Regions from separate parts of the Mus musculus genome. Here region 1 is linked to region 2. The links are chromatin loops, found by intact Hi-C in ENCODE. Cell type or tissue: left cerebral cortex. All regions are shown on one strand.

The links. Peaks named below come from ENCODE experiments on the same cell type or tissue, not always from the same donor. Only the 100,000 strongest peaks of a DNase experiment are listed, where the experiment ranks them.
Region 1: it touches region 2 in a loop (3-fold over the local background); 4 of 42 quality-filtered maps call a loop at or near these places.

What each region holds. Positions count from the first base shown.
Region 1 is chr16:95,477,952-95,485,951 of GRCm38, reverse strand. All of the region lies in intron 2 of Erg (ETS transcription factor), which reads left to right. Among named protein-coding and RNA genes, the nearest start is that of Erg, 48 kb to the left of the region's middle. In left cerebral cortex, no CTCF peak of the experiment used is centred here; DNase peaks (open chromatin) are centred at 1,726 and 4,532.
Region 2 is chr16:95,960,397-95,968,396 of GRCm38, reverse strand. No RefSeq gene overlaps it. Among named protein-coding and RNA genes, the nearest start is that of Psmg1, 27 kb to the left of the region's middle. In left cerebral cortex, CTCF peaks have their summits at 1,629 (motif pointing right) and 3,778 (motif pointing right); DNase peaks (open chromatin) are centred at 715 and 3,803.

The DNA of each region.
Region 1 (8,000 bases), 480 kb after region 2:
TACTCACACACACCACATTTACATACACTCACACATAAACACAACTATACACATACAAACATAACCTACACACTCACACCCAAACATACACACTTATACAAACTCACACACACACGTGCACACTTACACATTAAAAAATACACACAACACACACACACATGATGTGAAAATAAAAGTGGGGAACTGGCTAGGAAGAGGAAAGGGTTAAGGGCGTGGAAGGGAACAAGGGTGGGGTGAATCTGATCGTCATGTGTGTATGCATGTGAAGTGTCATGATGATATGCACCCATTGTAATGCATAGTTAGTATATGTAAATAGGAACCTTAGGAAGGAGGGCCATGCTGTGTAACTCCCAGCATGGTTCAGGACAGCACCACATATTCACACTTATCTCTGTCTCATTATAGAGTCTCTAGGGTGGTTCTTTAGTTACCACCGACCTCATAGCTTTTGGGGGTGAGGACACTCAGGATTCTTAGCCTTTTTAGCCACTCTTCTATTCCTGATAGATCTTATCCTCTCTACCCAGCTTTCTCTCCCTCTGGGAGAAGGGAGGAGGAGGTCTAATTAGTAAGAAAGTTCAGTGGGTCCCTTTTCAGCTACCCACGGCACTCAGAGGTAGCCATCATGTCATCTCTGCTGCCAGTGACCTGGCCTGGAAACTGCTGTTTTCAGAAGTCATTTAGGAGTTGCTGAAGGCATTTCTCAGTGTGTACCAGGCATGTTCCATGCCTCACACCTGCAGGAGTCACACTGCCAAGAGGGTTGTCACACTGGAGACCCCAGTCCTCAGACATTCTGACTGGCCAGGGACATCCATGTGCTTCAGTTCTCCACAGATACCCCAAACCTCTGCTGCTGGAAGGGGCCATGTTTGAACAGCAGTGCCTTCCAAGGATTGTACTTCTGTAGGCCATTCTGGAATGTTCTCCTGACAAAGTCACCCTAGTATTGAGACGTAGAATTTCACCATGGGCCACTGTTGGGCAGGCCATGTTTGTGACTCCTGTGGCTATCACATGGGGGCTTCTCAGATATTCCTCATCATGGACTCTGCTATCAAGGAAGCCATGCTCTGGTTAGCTCAGCATTTCCTTATGGAAGGGTGGATTCCTAGCAGATGGTGACAGTTTTCTGTGACCATTTTTTCTTATTCTTTCTAAAGCTGAGATCCTCTTAATTTCTTACTCAAAACTCTTAAGAATTCTTGATTCTTAGCATGATTTTCCCCTTTTGCTACTTGATTATATGCATCTACATGTACATATACGCGTGTATACATATACACACATACATATACATACATACATACATACATACATACATATATACATACATACATACATACTTAAACTGGGATCCTGGGGATGTATCACAATTGCTAGTGTTTGCCTAGCATGCCTGAGGTCTTGGATTTGAGCCCCAGCAGGCTTGCTGGAGCCCTGGTATAATCTTAGTACTAAGAGGTGGAGGCAGGAAGATTAGGAGTTCAATGACTACATGGCGAGTTTCAGGCAAGTCTAGGCTATATGAGACCCTGTCTCAAAAAGAAAAATAACAAACCAACAAAAAAATTAATATTTAGCACTGGGGAGCAACCTGGAGCCTCTCGCATGGGAACATTGATCACTGAGTCTGACACTTCTCACTGTGGTGTGCAGGATTGAGCTAACATTTTCCCTAGGCACTCTGGTTTCTGTTCCTAAGGATTTAGATTCACCCACAGTTTATTTTCCCCAGCTGCGCTTCAGAATGAGAAAGAGCTTCTCTGTGAGCTCCACCACCAAGCTGTAACCTCCCCCCCCCATTCCTTAATCCTATTTGCATACCAAGTCTTATCTTTCTTAGTTTAAAAATGAACATTTTTGTAGCAAAGTAAATGTGCCGCTGATATTTTAGTCATTATATTTAATTAAATTATTCACAGTCATATATAAATGTATAAAATCTTTTTGAGTTAAGATTTTTACATCACCAAGATTAAAGTAAATGGTCTCTTTGGTCTTTGTCCTGGCTGTGTTTGTAGAGTCACTAGGACCTCTTCCCTTTTTGGTATAGTGTGGACTCTAACACATGCTCACAGTCTTGATTTTCCTCAGGTAGTGTCTAGAAATATCTATTTATATAGATCCAATTCTAGATATAGACTTACAAACATTAGTGAAGATGGGAAGGGGGCATTGTTAGTGGAGGTAGAGAGGGGAGAAGGGGAGGGGGAGGGGGAGGGGGGAAAGACTGACAACTTTTCCTAAGCAGTCTGGCCCTGAGTTTCTGTTTCCAAGGAGTTTGGAATATGCTTGGGCTGTTTACTCTCTGCCTATCTCCTAGTCCTCTATCTCAAGGCACCACCCCAGAAAGGGAGAAGAGTTCCTTTCTAGGGACCCCCCCCCCCCAATAGCCTCTATGCCTACAATGGACTACACTAGATCACTGCCTAGGACTCTTCTCCAAGAGTCTCTGAATTCTGTATCCCAGAATCCACACCCTACCCCACAGCTACTGTTGTCCAGGTAGTCAAGAACTGTGTGATACAATGTATCATTATCTCCTTGTCCTGGAGTAAGTGAACTTGTGGCTTTGCTCATTTGTCTTATGGGCAATTCCCAGAGTTGCATTCCAGTCTAAGATGGTGTCTTATTTACGGTTTCTATTGCTGTGATGAAACACTATGGAGATTGACAGGTTTATCTGGCTTTCACATCACAGTCCTTCATTGAAGGAAGTCAGGACAGGAACTCAACAGGGCAGGAACCTGGAGGCAGGAGCTGATGCAAAGGCCATGGAGGGGTGCTGCTTACTGTCTTGCTCCTTATGGCTTTCTCAGCCTGCTTTCTTATAGACCCCAGGACTAGCAGCCTAGGAATGATACCACCCACAGTGGACTGAGCTTTCCCCGTCAATTACTAATTAAGAAAATTCCTTGTAGTCCTTCCTACAACCCAACAAAGGAAGACATTTTCTTTCCTAATTGAGGTTTACTCCTCTTAGAAGACTTGAGCTCATGTCACGTTGACATAAAACTACCTGGCGCAGGTAGGATCCGTAAGAGGACTGACAGAGAGACTCTGGGACCTTAGCTTGCTTTCCTCCCCCATTACCAATCAATGGCATGCATTGGGATGGAGTTACCTGTGTATATGAATGTTCCTCTCCTCTTAGAGGCTAAAGCTACATGGCTGAGGTCAAGTGATGCTTTTAGGAGGTAAGGCCAGAGGATAGTGGGTATATGTCGATAGCAGTGAGTTGGGGTGAGTGGTGGATGAGACCCGTGTCTGTGAGGGAAGAAAAAACATTGGGGGAGGGGAGCTGCAGGCAGAGGGAGCTTTGCTTGGAATCTGTTCTTGTTTCAATGAGAAGCATTGGACATCTAGAGATGTCAGCCAGGCTGCTGGACTAGAGATAGGAGTGCTGCTGGAAGGAATCAGTCTGTAAGGGTAAAGGAAGCTTGTACAGTGAACATGGCTCTACATACGGCAGAGGTGTGGACCATGAGATCCAATTCAGAGAGGTGGTGGAGGGGCTCCAGGAGGACATGGGGTGTGACCTTCATATAACAGGAAAGAGCCTTGGAAACAACTGGGGCATCTCTACTCACCCCTTGGTTTTCCGTCTTGTTTCTACAGTTAATATTCTGTCTTTTGTGATGACAGCTGCTGTCTGTCCTGTGTGAAGCCTCCTCCTTTCAAGAGCCACATAATGCAGTGTTGCTGTCAGTAGCAGGTGCTTTTTAATCCCTCTAAAAGCATTAATTATATTAAGTCATAGGTTGTATTGTGACGTTTTTCATATACATGTATAATATACAAATGTATTCTTTTTTGTTTGGTGCGTGCGTGTGTGTGTGTGTGTGTGTGTGTGTGTGTGTGTGCGCGTGCAGGTTAAAGACCAGTCTGAATGAATGTCATTCTTTGCCCACCTTGTTCTTTGAGACAGGGTCTTTCACTGGCCTGAAAATATATTGATTTGACCAAGCTAGCTGGCCTGACAACTGAGCTCAGAGGGTCTGCTGGTATCTATCTACTAGTGTTGAGGTTTTTAGCGTATGACACTTGCCTTTTTTTTTTTAAACCAAGGTTTTGAGAATTGAAGCCAGGGCTTCCTGCTTACACGGTTAGTAGGTCACTGACTGAGCTATCTCCTTTGTCCAGTGGAATGTATTCTTAATTTTTTGACCAGTGGTCTCCCTGTGCACTGCCTGATTCTGCGTTTTCCTTAGGAAGCATTGCCCACAGAGGCTGGAGGACTCTGGTGTCAGCAGTCACAAGAGGGCTTGCTCTCTTCCACGGGCTTTCGAGCATTTCCAAAATAAAAGACACCCTTTCTGCCTCTAGACATCCTCACTTTTCGATCTTTAAATAGTGACGCAGTTTCAACGAAGGAAAAATCTGACTTCCCAGTTTTTCGACCATGGAGGATTTCATATAAGCGTTCGCTTTTTTTTTTTTTTTTAACTTTCAGTGATGCTTCCCACTCTGCTGTGGGTGGGAGCAGACATCGATGGTGCCACTGCTGAGATCCACGTGAGGCCCAGTGAATCACAAGAGTACTGAGTCTGGCTCCTGGGTGGCTCTCATCTGGGACATATGCTGACTGTCTTCTGAGCAAGCCGCGTACTGTCGCTTTCCCAGTCTAGTGGTCGGCTCACTTCTGCCTCTTCGTGTCACATTTAAATTTATGCTGTTTATAGAAATCCAAGCCGAAAAGACTCATAGTATTGGCAGTTGATGAAGGCAGTCAAAGCTTGATTTTTGACACCAAGCTTCGATGCGAGTTCAAGTCAAACAGTGCATTCCGTCTCCTTTCCCAGTGGGCAGGGCTTTGTGGCTGGCGAAGTCGTGGTCTAGTTTGGGTCAGGTCTCAAGGCTTCCAAAGAGAGCTTTGATTGGGAAATGAGGGGGGTTTGAAAGGCGCCATCCAAAATACAACTTTCGGAGGTATGGACTAAAAAGAAAAATAAATGAAAGAAAATTGGATTAATTTGTATGATTCTACCACTTCGATTCCAAGTTTACAAAACAAAATGCCCCTAAAAGAAAGCCCAGCCTTGACTCCAGACATGAAGATTCTGTACCGCAAAGAGAAGGGGCGGGTGAGGGGGTTGAGGAGAGAAGACGTGTATGGAGACCTTCAGAGCCTGATGGTGACTGCTGGGCTCTGCAGACCTTTCCCTGTGAATTCCTTTGGAATTAAGTTTTTGAAACCAGATCCCAGCCCCTTCTGCTGTTGACCGTTTTCATGTGAAGTAACGGGAACCCAGAGGCGAGTCTGAAAGTTGAAGAAGTGCTTTCCCCATGGGCGGTGAGTGTCTGCCTGAAATCACACTGGCCTGTGGGGTGAGAACCAGAGGAATCATCCTGGATGTGCAGCTCAGGGAAGCAGATCAAGCCAGCAGGGCATGCATACGGTGTCCTGGTTCCCACTCCAGCTCTGCCTTTGTCACTTTCTCTCTGACTTTGAGCGAAGGGCTTGGGCTGTGGAAGCCTCAGTTTCTTCATCTGTGCATTGGGAAGACAGGCACCTGTCACAGTTAGTATCACTTGGCACCTGGACACGACCAAGAGTCATCTGGGTAGGAGGAATCTCCACTGAGAGATTGGCTTGTGGCCATGTCTGTGGGGAATTGTCTTGACTGTCGGTTGCCCACTGTGGGCCGTGTCACCATGGCACATAGCCCTACATTGCATAGGAATGGTGGATAGTGAAGCAGCGAGCTGTCTTTCCCCATGGTTTTGTTCCTGCTTTGACTGCCCTCACTGAGGGACGGTAGCCTAGAAGTGGAGGAGGAAATAGCCCTTTGCTCTGGGGTTGGCATTTGACCAGAATGTTTTATCACGGTGACAGAAAACAAATTATGGTACCACCTTGTGATGGGAAGTGTGTCCAACTTTAGCATTGTTACAGGACACTGCCATCTACAAAATCATGCCAGAGAGCCAGGCGGTTAAATTATAATGACAGCAAAAAAAAATATCCCAAGCACATGCAAGAGCACAAACTATCACAATGTTTTATGTAAGGGTACAGTTCCGTGTTGTGGCACATCCATAGCTGTGCTGAGCCTCCTGTGGTTGACAGTGTCTCAGTGTTCACTGGGCATCCACTGTTACTTCTGTCCCATGAAAAACAGGAGCAGCAAACATCACAGTCACAGCCGGCAACCTTCCCTGGGTGTTTGTGTGTGTGTGTGTGTGTGTGTGTGTGTGTGTGTGTGTGTGTGTGATGCTTATGATGGATAGACTTCAGGATGTTTCACGGTTTACATGATCTGTTATCCTCCAGCCTTCACAATGCCAGACATTCTTACTGGCTGTGGATTACCAACTGTCTGATAGCTCATTTCATGTCAGTGAGCACAAAGGAACCATACATGCAGAAAGCAGGAGGGATATAGGTGTGAACCCACATTGGTTTCTGGAGGTTTTTCTCCCACCCCAACTCTGGAATTTTAAGGAGTCTTGTTTGTAAGGCATAGGGTGTGATTCCGGGAGGGAACCAGGATGTGTGTGATTCGGTGGCATTTATAAAAATGATGTTGGGTAGAAGACTGGTCCCTTCTAGACACATTCTTTCTTTTAAAAATTTTGACTTTGTGTCTGTGGGTGCACATGTGCACATGAGCTTGGGGCTTGCTGGGACCAGAGGTGTGGATCCCACAGAAGACATAGAGACAACTGTGATCAACTTGACATGGGTGCTGGGGACTGAACACAGGTCCTCTGTGGGAGCAGTAATCCTCTCAGTTGAGTTGTCCCTCAGCCACCATGCTTCCTTTTATAAACATTAACTTTTCAGAGCCACATGAAAAATGACTGTCCTGGTCTACAAGGAGTGGCAGTTTCGTGGACCACGGAAACTGGCTAATGGGACTCGGGTCTTGTTGTGTTTCTGTCCTCCAGTGTGTGCCTAGACTGACAGAGAAGTATTGCTCAGGTCTCAAGTCACGGGAAACTTAACAGCCAGGCATCAGGACTGGCGTGAAGAATAATGAAATCAACAAGAATGTATTTTTGTCTTTGTCTAGTGTGAAGTTGATTTATAAGACAGGTCCTGCATTGAACTTTGATAAATAACCAGGAGTTATTTTGAGTCCAACCTTCGTACTGTATCATGTGTAGATAATTGCTTGCCCAAAAGGAGATATTTTCACATACCGGTCATGCTGTGAACTGTTAATTAAAGATAGAGTGTTTTAAACCTGACCAGTAGAGCAATTATGGCAGAACCAGTCTATAACTTAAACCCATTAACTGCTTGTGGTTTTGCACAGCCATTTGTCATATTGTAGATAGGAGAATAGGGTGGTGCGTAGGTTTGAATTTATGACACGTCTTCTTGTAGAACTGATGGATTCTGTCTTTCCCGGTGTTAGTAAATCAAGACAAAAACCTTTTATTTGTAAATTTATAGATATGATAGGAAAAAGGGAAATGGATATTTTGTTAAAAAAAAATCATTGCTTCAGACTTAAATCTTTCCTGGCATTTGAATAAATGTACAAAACTTATTTTATATCTTTTAATTTTATTAGATACTTTTTGCTAAAATTTATATTAGAATCAGCTCATAGTCACAGTGTCATCAAAGCAGTTTTTTTTTTCCTAGCAGCACAGTCATTTGCTGGGAACAAACAGAGAAAGATTACTGATTCTATCCTAGGTTAAAATTCAGATAATTTTCCTGTAATAGAAAATTCTGTTTTTATCTGTAGATGTTGCCAGTAAGACCAATTATGACCCCGCACAAGGAGAATTTCAGCTGAACTAAGGGTAATTGTAAAAAAAAAAAAAAAAAAAAAAAGATACCAGAATTTTTAAAATGCAGATTTCAATTCATTTATTGTTATTATTTGATTATTATTAATGTTTGTGTGTGAATGTAGGTACATGTATGTTGTCACATGCGTGTGGAGATCAGAGAAAAAGTCGTAGGGGTCTGTCTTCTCCTTCTATCAGATGAGTCCCAGGTATTGAACTCAGGTTGTCAGGTTTGCACTCAGTGA
Region 2 (8,000 bases):
GGGCATTTTAAAAATTAGTGATTGATGGGGGAGGGCCCAGCCCATTGTGGGTGTTGCCATTCCTTGGTTCTGGGTTCTATAAGAAATCAGGCTGAGCAAGCCATGGAGGGCAAGCCAGAAAGCAGCACCCCTCCATGGCCTCTGCATCAGCTCCTGCCTCCAGGATCCTGTCCTGTTTGAGTTCCTGTCCTGACTTCCATCAATGATGTACTACAATGTGGAAGTATAAGCCAAATAAACCCTTTCCTCCCCAACTTGCTTTTTGATCATGGTGTTTTATCACAGCAACGGTAACCCTAACTAAGACAAATATTCATCGTCTCTGCTTCCTGACTGAAGAATCAACATAACCACTTCACACTCGCTCTGCTGCCATGGATTCTCCAACATGATTGACTGGACCAAGCCGTTCACCAAAATAAACATTTCCTTCCTTAAATAGCTTTCCTCAGGCATTTTGTTAAAGTGTTAAGTGAAGGTGTCTAGATCATGGGCAAGTGTGACAGGCATCCATCCCACTGCCGTGGGGCTGGAGGCCACACAGACAGCGAGCTGGGGCAACACAGAGCTGTAGTCTTGGAGATGGGGGTGCTTGCCTAGGCTGCACATCATTCTGCAGTTACCTGATGACAAAACTGTGGGAATCGTTGTTTCCTGTGGTCTGTTAATAGAACATCCTGTCGGGAACCCTCCACGGTCTTCCAGGCATCAGTCAGAGCTGGTTTCCCATAGTGCGAAGCTGACTCACCCACTCCACAGCCTGAGTCCTTCCGCGGCTTTCTTTTCCACACAGCATCAGACATGAAGCCTTGAGTCCAGAGAGGCTGGCGCTGTAAGAAAAGTCACATGATTTCCCTCAGTCGAAAACAAGCATGAACGAACTCCAGTTCTTAAAGACAGTCTTCTCAGCCAGTGGGAAAATGATCGAAGATAAGGTGAGAGAGGTAGATATTGAGCTAATAATCTGACATGCCCTCTTGAAGCCTCCATAAGAGTACTCAAACCGTGGTGCTTGGAGACCTCGGTGGGTGAGCAGGGAGGTACTGGGGGTTACACCTCTTCCCACTCCTTGCTCTCGGCAATTCTTCAGTGTGGCTCCTCTCGAGCTGTATCCTCTATTATCAAATGGGAAAGAAACAAATGTTTTCCTAAATGTTGTAAGCTGTTACAGTAACTTATCTAACCCGAGAAAGGCATGGTAGGAACCACCTGATTTATAGTGAGGTGGCCAGAAATATAGGAGTTCTGGACTTGTGATTGAAGTAGGGGTCTGTACCCCTAAGCCTGGGGTTGGGGAGTCTGCACTAATCCTGCCAGTCACAGGACCATACAAACTATAGGACGTACAATTGGTGTCCACCAAGAAGGGGAGAATTCCTTGGAGTGGGGATCAGTGTGAGCAAGGCTTGGGACTCGAGAGGACAGGTACGCTGTCCTGTTGGATAATCTCACCTTATTCACTAGTGGGGCTACCAGGTAAACAAGGCAGACTGATTTCAGGGGGAGTCACAAAACAGCTAGCATAAAAGAAAGCCTTTTAAAGATTTATTCTTTTTAATTTATGTGTGCCAGTGTGTGTAGGTGCCTACCATGGCCAGAAGAGGGTGTTGGATCCCCTGGAGCTAGAGTCATATGAGTTCTGGGAAATGAACCTCTCTGGAGGAGCAGCAGATGTTCTCAACTGTGGGGCCACCATCTCTCCAGCTAACCCCCACCTCCAGCAGCTAGTTGAAGGAGGAACTGTCGGGGAGAGCTCCAGAGAGCACCAGGGAAAAGCTGGCAGTGGTCTCCGCAGATAGCAGCTCTCTGCTCAGCAGGTGTTAAATGGACGGCTGCTTCCCTAAATTATGTAAGCTGTCATAGTAAATTATCCAACCCAACAAAGGCATGGTAGGAACCACCTGATTTATAGTGGTATACAAGCCCAAGCATCCTGTAAACAGCATATATTATGACTCCAAAGATTGAATATTTGCCTTTTTAAAATATAAGGATTTATTTGGTTGGTTTATGAGTATGTGTGTTATGTCTGTGGCTGGACATGTGCACATGAGTGCAGGGGCCCGTGGAGGCCAGAGGGGGAGGTTCTGCCTTGGTTGTCAGCCACTCCAGATAGGTGCTGTGAACTGGACTCAGGTTTTATTATTATTATTATTTTTCTGAGAGAGCGACTCAGTGTGTGTCTCAGCTGGCCTGGATCTTGCTATATAAGCCAGGCAGGCCTGAAACCCACAGAGATCCACCTCTGCTTCTCAGGGTTTGGGACTAAAGGTGTGTGCCAAGGCCAGCTTTGGGCATGCGCTAACCACTGAGCAGTCCCTCCATCCTGGATCTTCACCTTCTAAGTAAGAGGTGTGGTTTGTCTTCCTTCATTCAAGTCATGGTGCACTGGGGAAGGCACAATAGGAAAACCAGGTGCTCTTCTGTCTTGCCTGAATATATCCTTAGCCGGTCATCTAGAAGGACAAGGACAGCAGCTTGATAATATTCAGACGTCAAAAGTCCAGAGTGGTTTTCAATGCAGTTTCCATGGCTACGACTCTTTTATTGACTTTCTCAAGATAAACTCCTGACTAGTGGCTGGGAGGCTTGAAGGGCTCTGGAAGTCAGTCTGCTACCTGCCCTATGGCATCCCAGACAGCTTTGAATCCAGGCTGAAAGGCAACCTCCGTCAATATAAGTTCTCAGAAATCTTAGAGAACCGGATTGTCCCTCCATATTGGACACAAGTCACATTGTCTTCTGTTAGTTTCTTATTTTGTTTAATGCAGCACAAGGAGGCTTCACAGAGCTGCCCTGTAGGATGAAAACATTGACATGGAGCAGTCACGCAGCTTACTGAGACTCAAAGAGAGAGGATCTCTAGTCTTTTTCTTTCTTAGAGACTGTGTTCCTGAAACTCTGCTGGGTGTTAGAACCATCTGGGGAGCTTTCAAATGTTCAGTGCCCAACCCAAAAGCCACACAACCTCAGTCGACTTCTGGAGATTCGATCCAGGATTTCTTCACCCTCTGGTAAAGCCAACGTGTGGCCAAGTTTGAGCACCAACTTGTTAGAGTATTCAAGTCTCAGCTTGGACCCAAGGGCTCACACACCAGCCAGCATTCTGCAAGCTACTCCTGCACACTCTGTCAGGCTGAGTCTGAGGATACTTTAATGCATACCAAGTGGAGATCTCCACAAACTGAAGATTCAAACTGCACATCAGAAATGGGGCTGAGAAAGTCACAGGTGTGACAGCTGACTGTGCAAAGACCTCAGGTGTGTAGCCAGAGGCTGGAGCCTCCAGCCCCACACATGGCATATGCAGGAGACTGACTGCTGTTGGATTGGGTGGTATTTGGTGAATGTGAGAGGATTCAGGTCAAGAATGGCACGTCCTAAACCGATTTATGTATCAACTTCTGCATACAGACTGTTTTTAGAATCCCTGAAAATGTTTTGAGGAGCTGTCTCTTGTTACTGCAGAACAAATCCATCAGGTGGCTTTTCCAGGCTGGAAGGAATTTACACTTGAAGTCCCCTGGACATTGCCATGCTTGCTCAGGCTGCTGGGGCCGGTGTGAGGGCTGTGAGGGAATGAAGCTGTCGGCACGTCAGCAGCCCACATTTTCTCAGGTGCTACTGTGAACTCTGGTGAATATTTGATCACAGTGTTCTTAAATCAAACTCTTGCCCACTTAGAAATGATTATTTCATAACGTTCCCTCCGGGCACACAAGAACGTTAGAACGTGCAAAGCGGTTGAACAAGCTGTATGTTACTGCTGCCCTCCTTAACCTACTGAAATTATGAGTGAAGATCGGTCACAAGGGGGCAGTATTGCTCAACAAAGGTCTTTCTTCCTTCCTCCCTTCCTCCCTTCCTCCCTTCCTCCCTTCCTCCCTTCCTCCCTTCCTCCCTTCCTCCCTTCCTCCCTTCCTCCCTTCCTCTCTTCCTTTCTTTCTTTCTTTCTTTCTTTCTTTCTTTCTTTCTTTCTTTCTTTCTTTCTTTCTTTCTTTCTTTCTTTCTTTCTTCCTTCCTTCCTTTCTTTCTTTCTTTCTTTCTTTCTTTCTTTCTTTCTTTCTTTCTTTCTTTCAGGGCCTGGCTGATCTGAGTCTATAACCTATCTTCCCTAAGTATCTGACTGTATTAATACTAGATTCTTCCACAACCACCCATAAGTAACTAAAAACAGCACAGCCATCTGTATGCACTAGACCTTTAGTCTGAGGGCTGGTAAGATGGCTCAGGGGTTAAGGGTGCTTGCTGCAAAAGCTGATGACCTGAGTTTGATCCAAGAACTCATGTGGTAGGGAAGAAGAACAGACCCTGGAAAGTTACTCTTTGATCTTCGTATGCATACATGGCACACACACTCTGAGAGAGAGAGAGAGAGAGAGGGAGAGAGAGAGAGAGAGAGAGAGAGAGAGAGAGAGAGGTACATGTTAAAAAACCAATGTTGGGCTGGTGAGATGGTGAGATGGCTCAGCAGGTAAGAGCACTGACTGCTCTTCTGAAGGTCCTGAGTTCAAATCCCAGTAACCACATGGTGGCTCACGACCATCTGTAATGAGATCAGATGCCCTCTTCTGGTGTGTCTAAAGACAGCTACAGTGTACTTACATATAATAATAAATAAATCTTTGGGCCAGAGCAAGCAGAGGTCCTGAGCTCAGTTCCCAGAAACCACATGATGGCTCATAACCATCTGTACAGCTATAGTGTACTCATATACATAAAATAAATAAATCTTTAAAAAAAACCATAATGTTGACTTTGAAAAACAGAAAGCTGTCCCCACCCCTCTACCTGCTCTCACCCTCCACCTGCCCCCCGCCCCCACCCCTGCTTTTTCTCATGGTTTTTATGAGGCCCCAGATAGTTGTTACTGCAGATGGGAGAGTAATCTCCTGGAAGAAGCACACTCTGTTCGCAGCCATGGCAAGCAGAAGGCTTTGCTCTCTGAGCAACATTGCTCTGTGGGGCATGCAGAGTTGCTGCCTCAGTCTCTCCTGTTAGAGGGAATCATAGAAGGCTCTCAGGCTATGTGCCTGGGGTGGATTGCTGGGTGATCTCTCTTTAAGGTCTTCCTAGCCACAGCAGCACTGGCCCTCCCTTCCTCCACTGAATATGGCCCATTGTGGCCATTCGAGGAGGCCTCACTTCTGTGTTTATGGCTAAGCCCCCCTGTCTTGCCTTACTGCCAGGCTCCTACTTCTCCTGCCCAGAAATGGCTGTGACCCTGAGCCCTGGGGGTTTTTGAGTCCAGCCTCCACTCTCTCCCCATGACAAGGAATGTTCTGGCTTGTCTCACTCTGCATCCCAGGCACCAAGACCTCCCAAGAGTACAAAAGCTCCCTAGGGCCATTAGTCCCAAGCCCACCCAGGCAGACTCTCTTTACAGCATGGCCGCTGTGAGCTGGAGTTCTTGCTCTCTCTCTCCAGTGTCCCTTCTTTGAAAGGAGGCCATGAAGTTCCCTTAGGGAACAGAGAGCCTGATTCCAGCAGATACTGTATATAGTCTTGATGAAAAGCCAGCTGTAGCTCTTGTTCTCTTGCTTCCCCCTTGGGCTCGTCCCTTCCCCCCTCCCTTCCATATTCCCTTCCCCATCTCTCCACATGGTCACGGCCAGCCTCTACTTCTCTACTCTCTCTGCCTTTCTCTGCCTCTACTGCCCTCTTAACTCCCTTCCCTATGCCTGAATAAACTCTATTCTATGCTATATTGCTGGGTATATAAAGAAAAGAAAAGAAAACAAAAAAGAAAAAGAAAAGAAGATCCAGTTGCAAACTGAGGTACTCACCACACACTGGGTGGGGGTGTCAGATATCTTTGTGTTTTCGTGGAATTTCCTTTGAAAAAATGTGGAGAAAATTCTTGAGAGGTTCTCTGAGGCCCCATAGGGGTCCAGGCAGCTCCTACTCTGCCTTCTGGGACCCATATGACCATAACTAACCTTGTTTGGATTTGGTAGAGGCAGACTGGGCCTGGAGAGAAAAGCAGCCTCAGGTTTACAGGGCCACACAGAACTCTTGGCCTATGTTCCTGCTGTCTGCATTAGGTCCACCTGGTTCCTAATTCCACAAAAGTCAAGTCTGTCCAAGGGTCCGAGGCAGAGGCAGTGGATGTGAGGACTCAGGTGTCTTCCCAGACCTCTATCGTGAGAAGGACTTGGTAGGTAGAAGGAAGATACAGGAGGGGATCTGCAGGTGAGCTCTGTGTTTGGAAGATGCTGTTCGCTATAAAGCACAATACAAATAACTTTTATATGAGTTGGTTATGTGTAAGGACAGGTCTGCCTGCCCTGACGGTGTTGAGGCAGAAGCTGATTCAGCCACACTGGGATAGACAAGAGGTTCAAGGGTCAGTGTTGGGAGGTGAGAGTACTTGTCACTGAGTGATTTGAAGTGGGAGGCAACACTGGGTATTCTGATAACTGAAGAGATGGCTGGCACCTGGGCTGCAAGGAGTAGGTAGGATTTAAAATAAAGTACTTATTCTATTTCATGAGTGGAGAGCCTTTTGGGGTGCCACTTGGCAGAAATCTGACATTGACCAAGGACAAGGAAATGGGCTGCTTGGCAGGAATCTGACATCAGACCATGACAAAGAAGTAAGTCCAGGCAGGGACCTGACATTGGCCAAGGACAAGGAAGTCAGAATCTGGTTTTAGGGTAGAACAAAGAAGTAGGCTCAGATATCTTGATCATCCTTAGAAACAGGGATCACCAGAGTGATCATGGGACCTTGTGTTTATTGTCTTGCTTGATCCTTGACTGTTGTCTTTTTAGTTCCTCATTGTACTGCTTGCCCTAAATACCTGCATGTAATTAAAATGGTATAAAAGCGAATTGGGAAACATTAAACCTGCCTTCAGTCTCAGAATTGACAGGGGTCATGCTACAATGTTGTCTAACTGTCTTTTTACTTTTCAATCCTCTCTCTGATCTGGAGAACCTGTTGACTGACTGAGCTGGCTTAGTCATTCATGAGAGTGTCACAAATTGCTAGTTATCCTTTAGTGTCCATTGTTCTGTCTCCCACAATAACTGAAACCTCAGCTCTGCATTGCTTAAGGCTTCCCTTTCTCAGCATCCCTCACAGCTGGGCACAGTGCAGGGTGTGGGAAGGGAGGTGTATAGACTGTGGACGGTACAGTTCTCTCCTACAGAGTAAGCTAAAAATCCTTCCTATAGGGTACAGAAGGTATTGTTCCTGTCTTAGTGCTTTACTTCTGTGAACAGACACCATGACCACAGCAACTCTTATAAGGACAACATTTAACTGGGGCTGGCTTACAGGTTCAGAGGTTCAGTCCATTATCATCAAGGCAGGAACATGGCAGCATGCAGGCAGGCATGGTGCAGGAGGAGCTGAGAGTTCTACATCTTCATCTGAAGGCTGCTAGCAGAATACTGACTTCCAGGAAGCTAGCATGAGAGTCTTAAAGCCCACACCCACAGTGACACACCTACTACAATAGGGCCACACCTTCTAATAGTGCCACTCCCTGGGCTGAGCATATACAAACCATCACAGTTCTCTTCTACAGAGTATGGAAGGTATAGTTTCCTCCTTCCTACACCACCACAGCCAGTGGAGTGGGTACCAGTGTCCTAGAACAGGTGGGTGATGGGATAGAAGGAGACAGTCTTTAGATGTTAGGTCAAAGAAATGAAGGCTTTCGGGCTGGTGAGATGGCTCAGTGGGTAAGAGCACCCGACTGCTCTTCCGAAGGTCCAGAGTTCAAATCCCAGCAACCACATGGTGGCTCACAACCATCTGTAACAAGATCTGACACTCCCTCTTCTGGAGTGTCTGAAGACAGCTACAGTGTACTTACATATAATAAATAAATAAATCTTAAAAAAAAAAAAAAAAAGAAATGAAGGCTTTCCAGTCTACTCGTGTTTTATTTTGGCTGTAGCTTTGTTATTAGGAGTCTATATTATAATTAAAAGAATAAGCTTTTAGTACACCCTAAAGCTCCTTGAGTCATTCACACCCAAACTATATT